Regions from separate parts of the Homo sapiens genome. Here region 1 is linked to region 2. A link is an interaction called in ENCODE POLR2A ChIA-PET data of the cell type or tissue named here. Cell type or tissue: Caco-2. All regions are shown on one strand. Each heading gives the region's core, and the rest is flanking DNA. Links, peaks and the distances in the headings are about the cores only.

The links. Peaks named below come from ENCODE experiments on the same cell type or tissue, not always from the same donor. Only the 100,000 strongest peaks of a DNase experiment are listed, where the experiment ranks them.
Region 1: POLR2A ChIA-PET joins it to region 2 with 5 read pairs; 2 of 35 experiments call an interaction of 5 or more read pairs at or near these places.

What each region holds. Positions count from the first base shown.
Region 1 is chr4:159,068,461-159,076,422 of GRCh38, forward strand. It overlaps a transcript of SPMIP2 not described here. Among named protein-coding and RNA genes, the nearest start is that of RAPGEF2, 31 kb to the right of the region's middle. RefSeq lists a silencer at 3,117-3,411. In Caco-2, for the core only: no CTCF peak of the experiment used is centred there; a DNase peak (open chromatin) is centred at 3,151.
Region 2 is chr4:158,732,855-158,740,816 of GRCh38, forward strand. No RefSeq gene overlaps it. Among named protein-coding and RNA genes, the nearest start is that of PPID, 13 kb to the left of the region's middle. In Caco-2, for the core only: no CTCF peak of the experiment used is centred there; no DNase peak of the experiment used is centred there.

The DNA.
Region 1 (7,962 bases), core at 925-5,924, 330 kb after region 2:
GAGAACACATGGACACAGGAAGGGGAACATCACACACCGGGGACTGTTGTGGGGTCGGGGGAGGGAGGAGGGATAGCATTTGGAGATATACCTAATGCTAAATGACGAGTTAATGGGTGCAGCACACCAACATGGCACATGCATACATATGTAACAAACCTGCACGTTGTGCACATGTACTCTAAAACTTAAAGTATAATTAAAAAATAAATAAATAAATAAATAAAAAATAAAAAAATAAAAAAAAGAAAAAGAGCAGAAGTGAGACTCAATGAGCCAAAACTGACAAAACTACCCATAACTTGGAGAAAGGAAGAAATGGAAAATAGAAAAGGTAAATTGGGATGGAGAAGAAACCAAAAAGACATATTATTTACAAAGCAATGATAATTAGAATTGTAGTCTAACTTGGTGAATCTTCCACTTGAAGTAAAGTAGATCCTTTTGGGAGCTACCTCTTTAGGGCTAATAATGCAACATCTCTGAGCACATCTTTCATCTCCTAGATTACCTCTTATGTTGGTTCCTCCTAGAATTTCTTTTCTTCTAAGAAACAATTAGGCTGGGTGCCGTGGCTCACACCTATAATCCCAGCACTTTGGGAGGCTGAGGTGGGTGGATCACCTGAGGTCAGGAGTTCGAGACTAGCCTGGCCAATGTTGTGAAACCCCATCTCTACTAAAAATACAAAAATTAGCCAGGCGTGGTGGTGGGTGCCTGTAGTCTCAGCTACTCGGGAGGCTGAGGCAGTAGAATCTCTTGAACCTGGGAGGCGAAGGTTACAGTGGGCCAAGATCGTGCCACTGCACTCCAGCCTGGGTGACAGAGTGAGACTCCGTCTCAAAAACAAACAAACAAGAAACAATTAAATCCTACTTCAGATCCTTTTCACTTTCTCTTAAAAATGCTTCTGAAATTAAATAATGCTAGAAGTCTTTAGGAAGTATGAATTTAGGTTTTTAACTTGTTTTCTTTTTTCTTTTTTTTTTAAGAGACAAGGCCTCACTCCGACACCCAGGCTGGAGTGCAGTGGTGTGATCATGGCTCACTGCAGCCTCAACCTCCCCAGGCTCAAGAAATCCTCCTACCTCAGCCTCCCAAATATTTGGGACCACAGGCAAGTGCCACCACACCTGGCTAATTAAAAAAAAAAAAATCTTTTGTAGATATGAGGTCTCCCTATGTTGCCCAGCCTGGTACTTATTTTCTGTAAATCATGAACATACCTTGATGCAATATTAACATTTTTCTCATACCCTTTAGAAACTCCTTTGTACATGATACATATTTTTTTTTCTTCAGTTCTTTTTTATTCCTAATGAAGCAAACATCTGGGATATTTAATACAAAGTGGAGCATTCTTGACTAACCATTTAAATATTGTCTCTATTTTGTTAGACTCTGACATTAACAAGAATGGCTTCCACCTGTCTCTCGAAGTCTACTGGAAGGCTTTGGAATCCTAATAGCAGAGATTGCATATTTAGTGCCACAGAGAACTAAGCATGTAATATTTTAAGCACGTTATTGTAAAAGAAGGGAATGACTAGTAACCTCTCGCAAAGTACAAGAAGGAGGTGGTACACTTTTTTTTTTTTTGTAACAACAATTACTCATGACAGAAGGACTCAGATGGGGAAAAGGACAGATGGTTCTTATTACACCCTGCCCCTAACTTGAATTACCATTCCCTACCATAAACAGAATGTGCCAAAACTGTAAGAGAAAAAATCATGAGATAAAAATCTGCAATATTTTGTGCCATCGAGTTGTTTAAAACCACAATGTAATGACAAGTACATTTAGTGAATACAGTGAAGTCAGAAAATCTTTTGCCATAATAAACATCAACAGTCATCAAGTATTTAATTGATTCAAGGGTAATATATACACTGGCAAGTGATTGAATGTAAATACGTTTTAAAGTGAATTTTTAAGTTTCCATCATATTGTCTAGTATAATCTTTACAACTCCACTGTAAGCTTTTGTTGCTTTAATAGTTCACTAAGCTTTGACCTACACAAACTAAACTTTTCTGAGTGGTGATTAAGTTTTAATGCCAGATGATGCCTAGACATTTTCAAATGTAAAGATACACATATGGTTTGGAAGAGCCTTAAATTATTAATATCAACCAAGTGGTAGATAAGGAGAATATTTTGCTAACTTTGGAGGTATTTCTTACCTCCTTCACACATAAGTCTTATTAGATTGTCCTCAATATGGCAATCTGTAATGTAATACTTATTAGAGAAGAGTGCTGTGAAATGGAGACATGCTTTTTATCACTTAAATGTATGCAGACCCATATACTCAGAATTTTCAGGATTCTGAAAGATATGAGTGAAAACTTGTGTCAGAGAATATATGTTTATGTGGCACTTATTTGGTTTTATGAATGTTTTAGAGGGAAAGTTGCCAGGCGAGAACTCATCCTCTAAGGACGCTTGATAGCATGCTGGAACCATTCGTTCTGGATCTGCGCCAAGCCTCAGTGGTCAGCAATGATGATGAGCACTATTGGCAACATGATTTTCAGAAAGAACAATCAAAACAGATTCTGTTTGTTGCCCTGTGGATTGGTTCCAAGAAACATCTTTGTCTCTGGATGATCAAAGCATGGTCTGATAGGCTAAGAATGCAGTAATTGTTATAATTAGCTAATAATTTTGGAGCAAAAAAAATTATTAGTGGCTGCTAACTCGTTTGCATGCTAATGTTTTTGGAGGGAGGGGAAAATCTTTTGAGGCTTGACATTTAAAAAATGGATCTGAGTTAACTTTTGGCAGTAGTTGTTGTTAGAATAATATACAGGAGATTGTATTTAGGTGATGCCTTCAGAGAATCCTAAAAGGTGGCTGGTAGAACCTGTGTGTGGTTTCTGGTATCTCAGGTAAAGTTGTCCAGAGTGAGCTTCCTCTTGAGGACAAAGGACAAGAGGAAGAACAGGAGGAGCCTTGGATTTACAGATTCTACCATTTACTCACAAGAATAATAAAAATTCAAAACACCTGCTGTCTCTCAGGATCAAAAAGCAACACAGCGATTTCTTTTAAACAAAAGCAAACACAGGGCAGCAATGAGAAATTCATTATGAAAGAAAATGAAGCAAGTATCTGGACTTGGGCCCTTCCCAAGCCCTGAAAACTAAAGTCTGAACATCCTGATAGATGAGTCACTGCCTCCTTCCTGCTAATGTTTGTACCTGAGAATTCTTTTTTTTCTTTTGTCACCATGAGGGAAAGAATTCTTTTTTCCTGTTGGCTCAGTAGAAGAGACTGGAGGATTCTACTCCAGTTTCTCAAGCTGTGGAGTTGTGGTGGATGATGATGTCAGAAAAGAGAGAGAGATTCCAAAATCCTGGGTTGCAGGTTGGAATTTGACTGCTTTCCCACAAAAACAACAGGGAGCTAGAGTTCTTTGGTTCAGCTGCCTGGGGGTTAGTAGACCTGCAAGGTCCTGCTAGGAACCTAACTACCATTTTTAGCATTGTTTCCATAGGAATTTTTTCTTCTAAGTTCCAAATGAATTCACAAATACCTGTTTTAGAAGTAACAATAGCAGTTAGAGCCAGACATCTGTGGCTCACCCCTGTAGTCCCAGCACTTTGGTAGGCCAAGGTGGGTGGATCACTTGGGCCCAAGGAGTTTGAGACCAGCCTGGGCAACATGGCAAAGCCCCCGCTATACAAAAAATACAGAAATTAGCTAGGTGTTGTGGCGCATGCCTGTAGTCATAGCCACTCAGGAATCTGAGGTCAGAGGATCACCTAAGGCTGGGAAGTAAAGGCTGCAGTGAGCTGTGATTGCACCACTCACTCCAGCCTGAGTGATAAAGTGAGACCCTGTCTCAAAAAAAGAATAAAAGAAAAATATTAATAGAAGTTTGTAGATTGAGGACAACTTGGATTTGAATGTCTCCTTTGTGTTTATTTCTTGATCTTTTCTGTTATAGTGTTTTAATGATGCTCATTGTTAATCTTATGAATTCTTTTTTTTTTTTTTTTTTTTTTGGAGATAGGGTCTCACTTTGTCACCCAGGCTGGAGTGTGGAGTGTAGTGGTACTAACATGACTCACTGCAGTCTTAACCTCCTGGACTAAGCAATTCTCCTGCCTCAGCTCCCCGAGCAGCTCAGATTACAGACACGCACCACCATGCCTATATAATTTTTGTGTTTTTTGTAGAGATGGGGTTTCGCCATATTGCCTAGGCTGGTCTCAAACTCCTGGGCTCATGTGATCTACCTGGCTCGGCCTCCCAAAGTGCTGGGATTATGTTAATCTTATGAATTCTTTTTTCAGTGTCCCAAATTCTTCAGAGAAACTACTTCGCCAGTAATAATATAATTGCTCTAAAACTAGATTTAGAATATTAATGAAAAGATGTGCTTTGATAAGTATAACAAAACATGGTGAATTATGCTGGCTTCCTATTTTTTAATTGTAGGAAGGTAAACTATTATTAATATTTATGGACTATTTCCTATCTTTTCAAAGGTTTTGTTAGTCTCACAATGCTGCAGCCAGAGAAGTAGGTGACATGTATTGTTAATGCATATGCAAATTATTCTAATGGAGTGTAATCCCATTTGTCTTTTGTGCTGTGTTTGTGCTTTTTTGAATCCACACAATGTCACACCTATGGAGGGAAGCTGTTCGGTTTAGGAAGAATACATTTTCTTTTTCTTTTTCTTTTTGTTTTTGTTTTGGAGACAGGGTCTCACTTTGTCACCCAGGCTGGAGTGCAGTGGCGCAAACACGGCTCACTGCAGCCTCGACCTCCCAGGCTCAAGTGATGCTTCCACCTCAGCTCCCCAAGAAGCTGGGGCCACAGGCGCACGCCACCATGCCCGGCTAAAACTTGTATATTTTGTAGGAATGGGGTTTCACCATGTTGCCCAAGCTGTTCTCAAACTCCTGGGCTCAAGCGATCTGCCCAACTCAGCCTCCCAAAGTGCTGGGATTACAGGTGTGAGCCACCGCACCTGGCTGGAAGAATACATTTTCTTCTATTATTCTACCTACTCTTCATTCAGGCTCTCTTTGACCAAAAAAATAAATAAGTAAAATTCCACAACAAATAATAAAACCAAAATACCTAACCATGCTTGTACTTTAAAAATAAGAAGAAATGGAAGCTCTCCTCTCTGTCCACCCTGCTGCCATCCTCCCTCTCCTAATCCAGTCATTTTTCCCTTCAGGAAATAATCTGGACTAGAAATATGTCCAAAATACGTCCTAAGAAAAACTGAATTCTGGCCGGACATGGTGGCTCATGCCTGTAATCCCAGCACTTTGGGAGGCTAGGGCGGGAGGATCACCTGAGGTCGGGAGTTCAAGACCAGCCTGGCCAAAATGGTGAAACACTATCTCTACTAAAAATACAAAAAAATTAGCTGGGCATCATGGCAGGCATCTGTAATCCCAGCTACTCGGGGGGCTAAGGCAGGAGAACCACCTTGAACCCAGGAGGTGGAGGTTGCAGTGAGCCAAGATCACATCACTGCACTCCAGCCTGGGTGACAGAGTGAGACTCTGTCTCAAAAAACAAAAACGAAAAACTTAATTCCAGTGGAGGCTTTCTGAAGACTCTTGGTGATAAAGGGTCCTGTTGACTCTGGTGAAAATGCAGGTCAAGACTTTTCTAGTGCATTTCTTGCCAGCATCACTGAATTATTCAAAACAATTGGGATTCAAATATTACAAACATATCAATTTATACTTTTTACCATTATTTCAATAGCACTTTTTTTTAGTTGCATGTGACAGAAACTTCAACTAGTTCAAGCACAGAGGGCATATACTATAGATGCTGTATGCTCATATAGCAGTGAAGGCAGGCGTAGAAGAGAGCTGCAGGAACAAGGAGCTCAGGGAATGAAATGGGCACAATGACTTCAGGACCCTCTCCTTGGCACCATCTTTCTCTTATTCCTAGTTGTCTGCTGAGTTCCATTCTATAGAAGGCTCTACTTGAGAAGATGAGGTATGGCCACAGAGAGCCCCAAGGTTACATTTATCAGTTATTCATTCAAGAAGAGGACAAGCCACTTCCCTCCAATTTGGGAAGTTCTGGGTACAGAATTCTTATTAGTCTGGCTTAGAGTGCAGCTTCACCTTGTGAAGTTATCCTTATTCTAAGGGATAGTAGGAATATAAGTGACCCACCATGATCCTGGGGTGGTTTTTGCAGTGAGTGGGGCAATGTGTAATGGAGCACATGTTTTACAATCTCAACAGAAGCAGGAGGTTGACCAGAAGAAGGAGGATATTGAATCTGGGAGGCAGATGAAAATATTAACTATACAGTCCATTATATTATTCATGTTAAGAATTTGTATCAACCAGAGACCCTCATAACATGAGGTAAGATGGGACACTCACATTAGGGATTTTCAAGAGAGCTTAATAAAGAGACTATTTACAAGGATGCAAGGGGGATGTGGGGAAACCACAGTGATGCAATTTCTTGGGGCTGGTAAGAGCAAGGGCCTTACCAATCTGAAGTCTGGTCAAGGATGGAGCCCTTGCCCTCTCACAGTGACCACCTTAGGGAGGGACATGGGGAATAAATACTTCAAACTCTTGCTGTCCTTCTCTCCCATCTCCTGCTGATGTACTCTATTAGTTGAACCTGCCTAGAAGCAAGCAAACAACAGAGTCCATTGATGTAGTCCTTATAGGTCAGCCTACCAGTGCAGGGACGAGAGTGGAAATGGGTGGTGATCTGGAGGGTCAAACAGAAAATTTGCAGCATGGCCTTATTTACCTACAGACAGATACACATGCATATACATGTACATTTCATGTGACAGAAACAACCATGTAACCGAATATTCAATTTAGTCATATACATAAATATGTCAATGAGATATTATCCGTGATATTCAAAGATTAACTTGTCATCAAGTATTGTGTAAACAAAATCTAAAGGTTATTATTTTCCTTTAACATTTTTTTCTAACCATACTTTAAAATACCACTGCATTGTATTGGATCATTTTGTAATTGTGTTTCTATAATGATGAGAGATTTCTAGTAGATGAGTGGCCTGGAAAAAATTCAAAGAGACAGCGTGGCATAATGAAAGCTTTTAGAGGTGGGCCAACTTGGATTTGAATCCTGTGTGATAATCTTGGTCACTTTAACTTCATCTGTGCCAACAGCGTGTAGGACAAAGCAATCATATCTGGTGACAGGATGTGTCATAGACCAATACTCAGGGACTTCCACTATGCATAAATCACCAACATTCACATTTTTAGATCCAATTAAAATAGTGATGCCATGACTATCAAGCATCAAGCAGAACATAATTTGACTCATCTTTTTTTTTTTTTTAAATTCTGAAAGCTCTTCAGTATTTTGTAATGAGGGCTCACAGTTTACAGTGATGAACATCCATGAGCGTTGGATAATGCTAAAACTTTTGCTTCACCATTTACAGCAGAAAAAAAACCCTGGCTGGTGGCACTAATTTTTTTTCCATGTAATCAAGAAGATTTTGCCACTAACTAGGCCTTTAAACCAATAGTTGGCTTTTAGTTTCTCTAATGATGGGGACGGTGGTGATGATGAGGATGATGCTGACATTTATAGGGTACTGTGTACTATGTGCTTCACACATGTTAATTCTCCCAACAACTGTGAGTCAGACACTATTGTCCCGATTTTACAGGTGAAGAACTTGCAGCTCAGAGGGTTATTAAAACAAGATCACACTTCCAATAAGCATTAAAACTTATCCTCAAACCTTGGTCTGTGTCATTCTAACACTTTCACTGATGGCTAAAGATTACCAACTCCCAAAAGATTGCTCTTTTGACCTATAGTTTTAATTCTGGGTGATAAGTTTACTCTGTTATTATTATACAGCATACAGCAAGCTATAATTAATTTCATGGTTACTTCTATTTTTGTAACTGCTGTTTTGATTTCTATTAGTTGAAATATCTATCTA
Region 2 (7,962 bases), core at 1,553-6,552:
TTCAAAGAAGATGGATTGGCACTTGGGAATTTTTTAGTCATCTTTCCAATATCATATCCCACCAAAGTTGATATATCCCAAAGTGAACTCTCATCTATACCTTACACTCAAATTACCTTCTCCTGTTACCCTCTCTATTTTTTTAAAGGTACCTTGGTCTAGAAACCCTTAAGATCTCACTCTACTTCTGCACACAGTAGATCTCAGGAATGTTCACTGTCACAATCTGTCAATTCTTCTTGTATAATATCTCTCCAATGTATCTCCCTTCTGTTCAGGAAATTTCATACATAAACAAAATAGTCTATTAATGGTTTTCCATCTCTATGGTTTCTCTACATTATAACAGAAACATTAAATAATATAATGGGTACCATTCTTGATAAAACCAAAACAGAGAATTACTCCTCCCCAAGGTATTTTCTCGTATTAACCATCAAAAACAAACAATACATACTATTTTTGCAAATGGCCAAATAATACTGTCTAGTTTTACAGATTTCTAGAATTCAAATTTGAAGGATGAATAAGTTTAGTAAACCACAGGGCTTAATGGCTACCAGATTCCTTATGCAATTCTCCCTGACTTTTACTTGTATCAGCTGAGCCTTTTTTTTTTTTTTGAGACGGAGTCTTGCTCCATTGCCCAGCCTGGAGTACAATGGCGTGATCTTGGCTCACTGCAACCTCTGCCTCCTAGATTCAAGCGATTCTCCCACCTCAGCCTCCCAAGTAGGTGGGATTACAGGTGCGTGCCAACACATCTGGCTAATTTTTGTATTTTTAGTAGAAACGGGGTTTCACCATGTTGGCAAGGCTGGTCTCGAACTCCTGACCTCAAGTGATCCACCTGCCTCGGCCTCCCAAAGTGCTGGGATTATGTCATAATTGAGAACACTAGTGACAATAAGAAATTCAGGATTTCTATGCTAGCTAAAGAGTAATTTATGTGCCCTGGATACTAGTGAGGAGCAAAAAAAAAAAAGGGGGTTTTATATTGTTGCCCACTGAAAGGAATATCTCACTTCACTAAGAATGAGGGTTTCAGTGAGGGTTATGACATTTCTCAAATTGCAGCAATGGATCTATTTAAATTGTGGAACTCTGTTGGAGCTCCAGAAATCTGTGCAAAGCATCATAAAAAAGTTGACCATCATTCCACAATGTATACATATATCAAAACACTATATTGTACACCATAAATATATAAAATTTTTATTTGTCAATTTAAAAAAAGTGACCTTGGCTACTAAACTTGTGAGGCGGGAAAAAACAGCATACATGCTCAAGTGACTCTACCAAAGAGGTATGGAGAGAAAGTTATTCCTCCATTCCTTTTAAGCATAAACAAAATGCTATATAAACAGAAATTGGGAATTATGACTTGTGGCTTGTTTTGTTTTTTTTTGTTTTGTTTTGTTTTTGGTTTTTTTTTTTTACAAAAGTGCAATTATTTATCCTGTGATATGTTTTTCTCACTTACTATACGATGGACATATATCCAGTTCAACTGACATAGATATGATCATTTGTTTTTAATAGATGCATAGTTCCATTGCAGTAATGTACCAGTTTTATTCAACTATCTCTCTCCAGGTTCACCTCAGTTTGGTTTAAGTTTTTGACAATACAAATAAAGCTAAAATAAACATTTCATATATATAAAAAATAAAAACATACCCGAGAGGCTGGTATTATACTCCCATTTCACAAAGAAGGAAAGAAGTTACCCCATAGCCAAATTGTCACAGCTACTCTTGTTTCTACAGCAGACTGTAAAACATGCCCTCCTAGGTCACTAAAAGCATTAATCTAACAGTCTGTCTAGATGTTTGGGGACAACTGTCAAAAAATGACAATTTTGTTTTGATCATTAGTAATATGAGTTGTTGCTCCTGAGAAAAATTAGCCAACAGGGTCAATTACTTCTTTTTTTTTTTTTTTTTTTTTTTTTGAGACGGAGTCTCGCTCTGTCGCCCAGGCTGGAGTGCAGTGGCGGGATCTCGGCTCACTGCAAGCTCCACCTCCCGGGTTCACGCCATTCTCCTGCCTCAGCCTCCCAAGTAGCTGGGACTACAGGCGCCCGCCACTACGCCCGGCTAATTTTTTGTATTTTTAGTAGAGACGGGGTTTCACCGTTTTAGCCGGGATGGTCTCGATCTCCTGACCTCGTGATCCGCCCGCCTCGGCCTCCCAAAGTGCTGGGATTACAGGCGTGAGCCACCGCGCCCGGCCAAGTCAATTACTTCTTGAACATTTCCTTAAAAGTGATCATGGGACCATGTTGTCAGAAGGAGGCTACTTGTTCAGCTTATACACACCCACACCCACACACACACCCACAAACACACACACACACCCCCACACCCACACACACACCCACAAACACACACACCCACACACACACACAAACACACACACACACACACACACCCACACACACACCCACACACGCACACAAACACACACACATATCAATCATTTCAGCTTAAAATTGGCAATTTAGATCACAATTATTTATTATGAAATTAATTTGAAATTTGATCTTGGAAAACAGAATTCCTCTATAGTCTAATTTTGACATATGCTGGATAAAGACTCTGCACTCTTCATTTGATTTACTTTTATATTGAATTAAAATACCCTAATATTACAATATAGTGATAATATTTGCTGAAGTAATTTCATTAGGATGTAACATATCTACTGGGAAAAATAAGTCTTTATTCTGCAGATATTATTGAGTACCTAATACATGTTGGGCTGTGCACATAGTTATAACAGTGAAAAACAGTGCTGCTGCTTTTGAAGAGTTCAGTGTTTACTGAAAGAGACAGAGCATTATAAAATGTGTTATAAAATGGAGGTAGCATTAAGAATCATGGGAGAAAAATTGGGCTATCCAACTTTGCAGGTTTCTAACAATTTCATAGGAGATGTGCTATTTGATTTAATAAATCAAATGTTTTAATAAATTAAATGTTGGAAAATACTAGGCTACAAGATTAGAGTCTAGAGGGACACATGCTAACATCATAGAGGTAACAAGCCCTAAAAACTGTTTATATTAGTCAATTCTCACGCTGCTAATAAAAAAGACATCCGTGAGACTGGGTAATTTTTTTTTTTTTTTTTTTTTTGGAGACGAAGTCTCTCTCTGTTGCCAGGCTGGAGTGCAGTGGTGCCATCTTGGCTCACTGCAACCTCCGCCCTCCGGATTCAAGTGATTCTCCTGCCTCAGCCTCCCAAGTAGCTGGGACTACAGGAACATGCCACCACACTGGCTAATTTTTGTATTTTTAGTAGAGATGGAGTTTCACCATGTTGGCCAGGCTGTTCTCGAACTCCTGACCTCAGGCAATCCACCCGCCTTGGCCTCCCAAAGTGCTGGGATTACAGGCGTGAGCCACTGCGCCCAGCGAGACTGGCTAGGTTATAAAGGAAAGAGGTTTGGCCAGGTGTGGTGGCTCAAGCCTGTAATCGCAGCACTTTGGGGGGCCGAGGTGGGTGGGTCACTTGAGACCAGGAGTTCAAGACCAGCCTGGCCAACATGGTAAAACCCCATCTCTACTAAAAATACAAAAATTAGCCAGGTGTGGTGGTGGATGCCTATAGTCCCAGCTACTTGGGAGGTTGAGGTGGGAGAATTACTTGAGCCCAGGAGCTCAAGGCTGTAGTGACCTATGACTGTGACACTGAACCCAGCCTGGGCAGCAGAGTGAGACTCCATCTCTCCAAAAAAAAAAAAAAAAAAAAAAAGGAGAGAGGTTTAATTGACTCACAGTTCAGCATGGTTGGGGAGGAATCAGGAAACTTACAGTTATGGTGGAAGGGGAAGCAAACACATCCTTCTTCACATGACGGCAGCAAGGAGAAGTATGAATGCCTAGCTAAGGGGGAAGCAAGCCCCTTATAAAACCATCAGATCTTGTGAGAAATAACTCACTACCACGAGAACAGGATGGGAGAAACCACCTCCATGATTCAATTCTCTCCATAACATGTGGGGATTATGGAAACTACAATTCAAGATGAGATTTGGTTGGCGACACAGCCAAACCATATCAATGTTTCTGTCTAAGAAATTAAAAACCGATAAAATAAGTGAACCTGTTATTACCAAGTGTAAGAGAGAACAAAATAGAATGTTAATAATGGAATATCTAACAAAAGTGAGAAACCTACATGTGTAGCTTATTGGAAAAAAAAAGGCTAGAACAGCCTGATGGCCTAAATACATATAAGTCAAATGGGAAAAGAAGTGACGCATGGTGGTGTGCACCTGTAGTTCCAGCTATTCAGGAGGCTGAGGTGGGACCACTTGAGGCCAGGAGTTCAAGGCTGCAGTGCGCTATAATGGCACCTGTGAGTAGCCACTCACTCCAGCCTGGGCAACATAGTGAGATCTGTCGTAAGGGAGGGGAAAGGGAAGGGGAAGTGGAAGGGGAAGGAGAAGGAGGGAAGGAAGGGAGGGAAGGAAGGGAAGGAAAGGAGGGAAGGAAGGGAGGGAAGGAAGGGAGGGAGGAATAAAGAAAGAAAAGAAAGGATTGAAGGAAGGAAGGGAGGGAGGAATAAAGAAAGAAAAGAAAGGATGGAAGGAAGGAAGTAAAGAAGGAAGGGAGGGAGGGAGGGAGGGAGGGAGGGAGGGAGGGAGGGAGAAAGGAAGAGCCTGGTGCGGTGGCTCATGGCTGTAGTACCAGCACATTGGGAGGCTGAGGTGGGTGGATCACTTGGGGTCAGGAGTCCGAGACCAGCCTGGCCAACATGGTGAAACCCCATCTCTACTAAAAATACAAAAATTAGCTGGGCATGGTGGCGCATGCCTGTAGTCACAGCTACTCAGGAGCCTGAGGCAGGAAAATCGCTTGAACCTGGGAGGTGGAGGTTGCAGTGAGCCAAGATCGCGCCACTGCACTCCAGCCTAGGCAACAGAGTGAAACTCCATCTCAAAAAAAAAAAAAAAAGAAAAAAAAGAAAAGAAAAGAAAGAAAACACAAATGGAAATAAATTCTTCATTTTTCATTTTTTCTCAGTTTATCCAGATTTGCTCAAAGCTCAGGACTACAAACAAAACACAACTATATATAAATAAATCTATCTAAAATATGTTCAATATTTTTATTCATTTTTCAAAATCTGGTAATGTTTGAGAGAAGTTTAAATGACATCTATTATCTACCAAACCTCCAATGGCTCAAAGACTAAATCATGAGAAATTTTCATTTGTATATGAAAACTTTTCCTTCTAGTCATATTCTTTGCATATAAGTAGATTTTTTAAAATTACTGGGTATTTTAATACCTTTATTAGAGATGTAAATGATAAAGGACCAGATTGTAGGACTTCATGCGTCCCCCCAAAAAATGCCCTTATAACTTAAAACTAAGACCAATTGTTTAAAATTACTTATATATCATAATTTTTTTTTTTGAGACGGGGTCTCTGCCACTCAGGCTGGAGTGCAATAGTAGTACCATAACTCACTGCAGCCTCAAACCCTAGGCTCATGTGATCTTCCTCCTTCGGCCTCCCAAAGTGCTAGGATTACAGGTGTGAGCCACTGCATCTGGCCTAGTATTTCAATTTTTAAACAGGTATTTTTTTTTAGTCTCTGGATATCTTTATTTTAGTGGAAGATAATCATTATCATTAAGTAAACATTTAAAATAAGTGTTAACATTTATTCCATGCTTACCCTGTATCATGAGTGTTCCATATATTTTATATATGTTTTATTTTATTTTATTTATTTACGTACTTATTTTTTAGAGACAGGGTCTCACTTTGTCACCCAGGCTGAAGCGCAGCCTGGACCTCCTGGGCTCACGTAATGCTCCTGCCTCAGCCTCCCGAATAGCTGGGGCTACAGGCGTGTTCCCCAATGCCTGGCTAATATTTTAATTTTTTGCAGAGATGGGGGTCTCACCTTGTTGCTCAGGCTGATCTTAAACTCCTGGACTCAAGTGATCCTCCTACCTCGGCCTCTCAAAGTAGCATGAGCCACTGTACCTGGCCCATTTTATTTTTTAAAAAGCTACACATTCACAAAATACAATCAAAAGATGAAAAGGAATACACAGTGAAAATTTTCTTGGCCACTCAACTACCCAAATTCAAGCTTTAGAGAAATTCAGCGCTACCATTTTCTGTGATTATGCAGCAAATATGTACATGTATCATCTACTTGTCACTCATTTTTGCACTGTTTTATACTTTGCTTCTTCTAATTAACACTGTATCTTGGCAGTACCCCTTGTCATAACATAAATGTTTCCTCATTCTTTTTTCTGGCATGGTTCAAGTTGAGTGTCTTAGTCTGTTTAGTGTTGTTATAGAGAAAAACCTGAGGCTGCGTAATATATTTTATTTATTTATTTTTAATTTATTTTTAACTTTTTTTAGACAAGGTCTCACTTTGTCACTCAAGCTGGAGTGCGGTGGCATGATCATGGCTTACTGCAGCCTCTACCTCCCAGAATCAAGCAATCCTCCTGCCTCAGCCTCTCTTGTAGCTGGGACCACAGGTGTGTACCATCGTACCAGCTAACTTTTTTTATTTTTTTTATTTTTGTGGAGACAGGGTCTCACTTTGTTGCCCAGGCTCATCTTGAACTCCTGGGCTCAAGCGATTCACCTGCCTCAGCCCCCCAAAATGCTGGAAGTACAGGCATAAGCCACTGTGCCTAGAGGCTGGGTAATTTATAAAGAAAAAAGGTTTATTTGGCTCATGATTGTGATGTCTGAAAAAGTTCATGATTGTGATTCTGCATCTGGTAAGGGCCACAGGCTGCTTGCACTCATAGAAGAATGTGAAGGGGAGCTGCTGTGTGCAGAGATCAAGAGCGAAAGAGGAGGTGCCAGGCTCTTTTTAACAAACAGCTCTTGTGGGAACTAATAGAGTGAAAATTGATCCACTCCTCTCCCCTAGGAGGTGGGAGGGGATTCATCCATTCATGAGGGATCCACTGCCAAGGCCCAAACACCCTGTATTAGGCTCCACCTCTAACATTGGGAATCAGATGTCAACAAGGGTCTAGCGGAACAAACTTCCAAACCATAGCATTGAGTATCTCTAATCCAAAAATCTGAAAGCTGAAATGCTCCCTAAATCCAAAACTTTTTGAGGGCTCACATGCCACAAGTGGAAAATTCCACACCTGGCCTCATGTGACAGGTTGCAGTCAAAACACAGTGAAAATTTGTTTCATGCACAGAACTGTTAAAAATATTGTATAAAATTACCTTCAGGCTATGTGTATAGAGTATACATGAAATATAAATGAATTTTGTGTTTAGACTTGAATCCAAAGATATCTCATCATGTATATGCAAATATTCTGAAATCCAAAGATATCTCATCATGTATATGCAAATATTCTGAAATCCAAAAATATCCAAAATCTGAAACATGTCTGTTCCCAAGAATTTTGGATAAGGGATTTTCAACCTGTGTTTGATTGCATAAGTCCATCAAAGCAGCCCCTTATAGATGGAGATTTAGGTTGTTTCCATACTTTCCCTACCATAACAGTATTACAATAAATATCCACATATAGGTATCAATTCACTCATTTACAAGTACATCTGTTTGAGAAATTCTAGCAAGAAGAATTGCTGGTTGTAAAGTACGTATGTGAGCCACGCACAGTGGCTCATGCCTATAATCCCAGCACTTTGGGAGTCTGAGGTGGGCAGATCTCTTGAACCCAGGAGTTGGAGACCAGCCTGGACAACATGGTGAAATTCCATCTCTGCATAAAATACAAAAATTAGCCGGGCATGGTGGTGCATGCCTGTAGTCCCAGCTACTGGGGAGGTCGAGATGGGAGGATCACTTGAGCCCGAGAGGTTGAGGTTCCAGTGAGCCATGCCTCTGCACTGCACCCTGCGCAACAGAGTGAGATCCTGTCTCAAATATACATACATACATACATACATACAATTAAAAAATAAAGTATGTG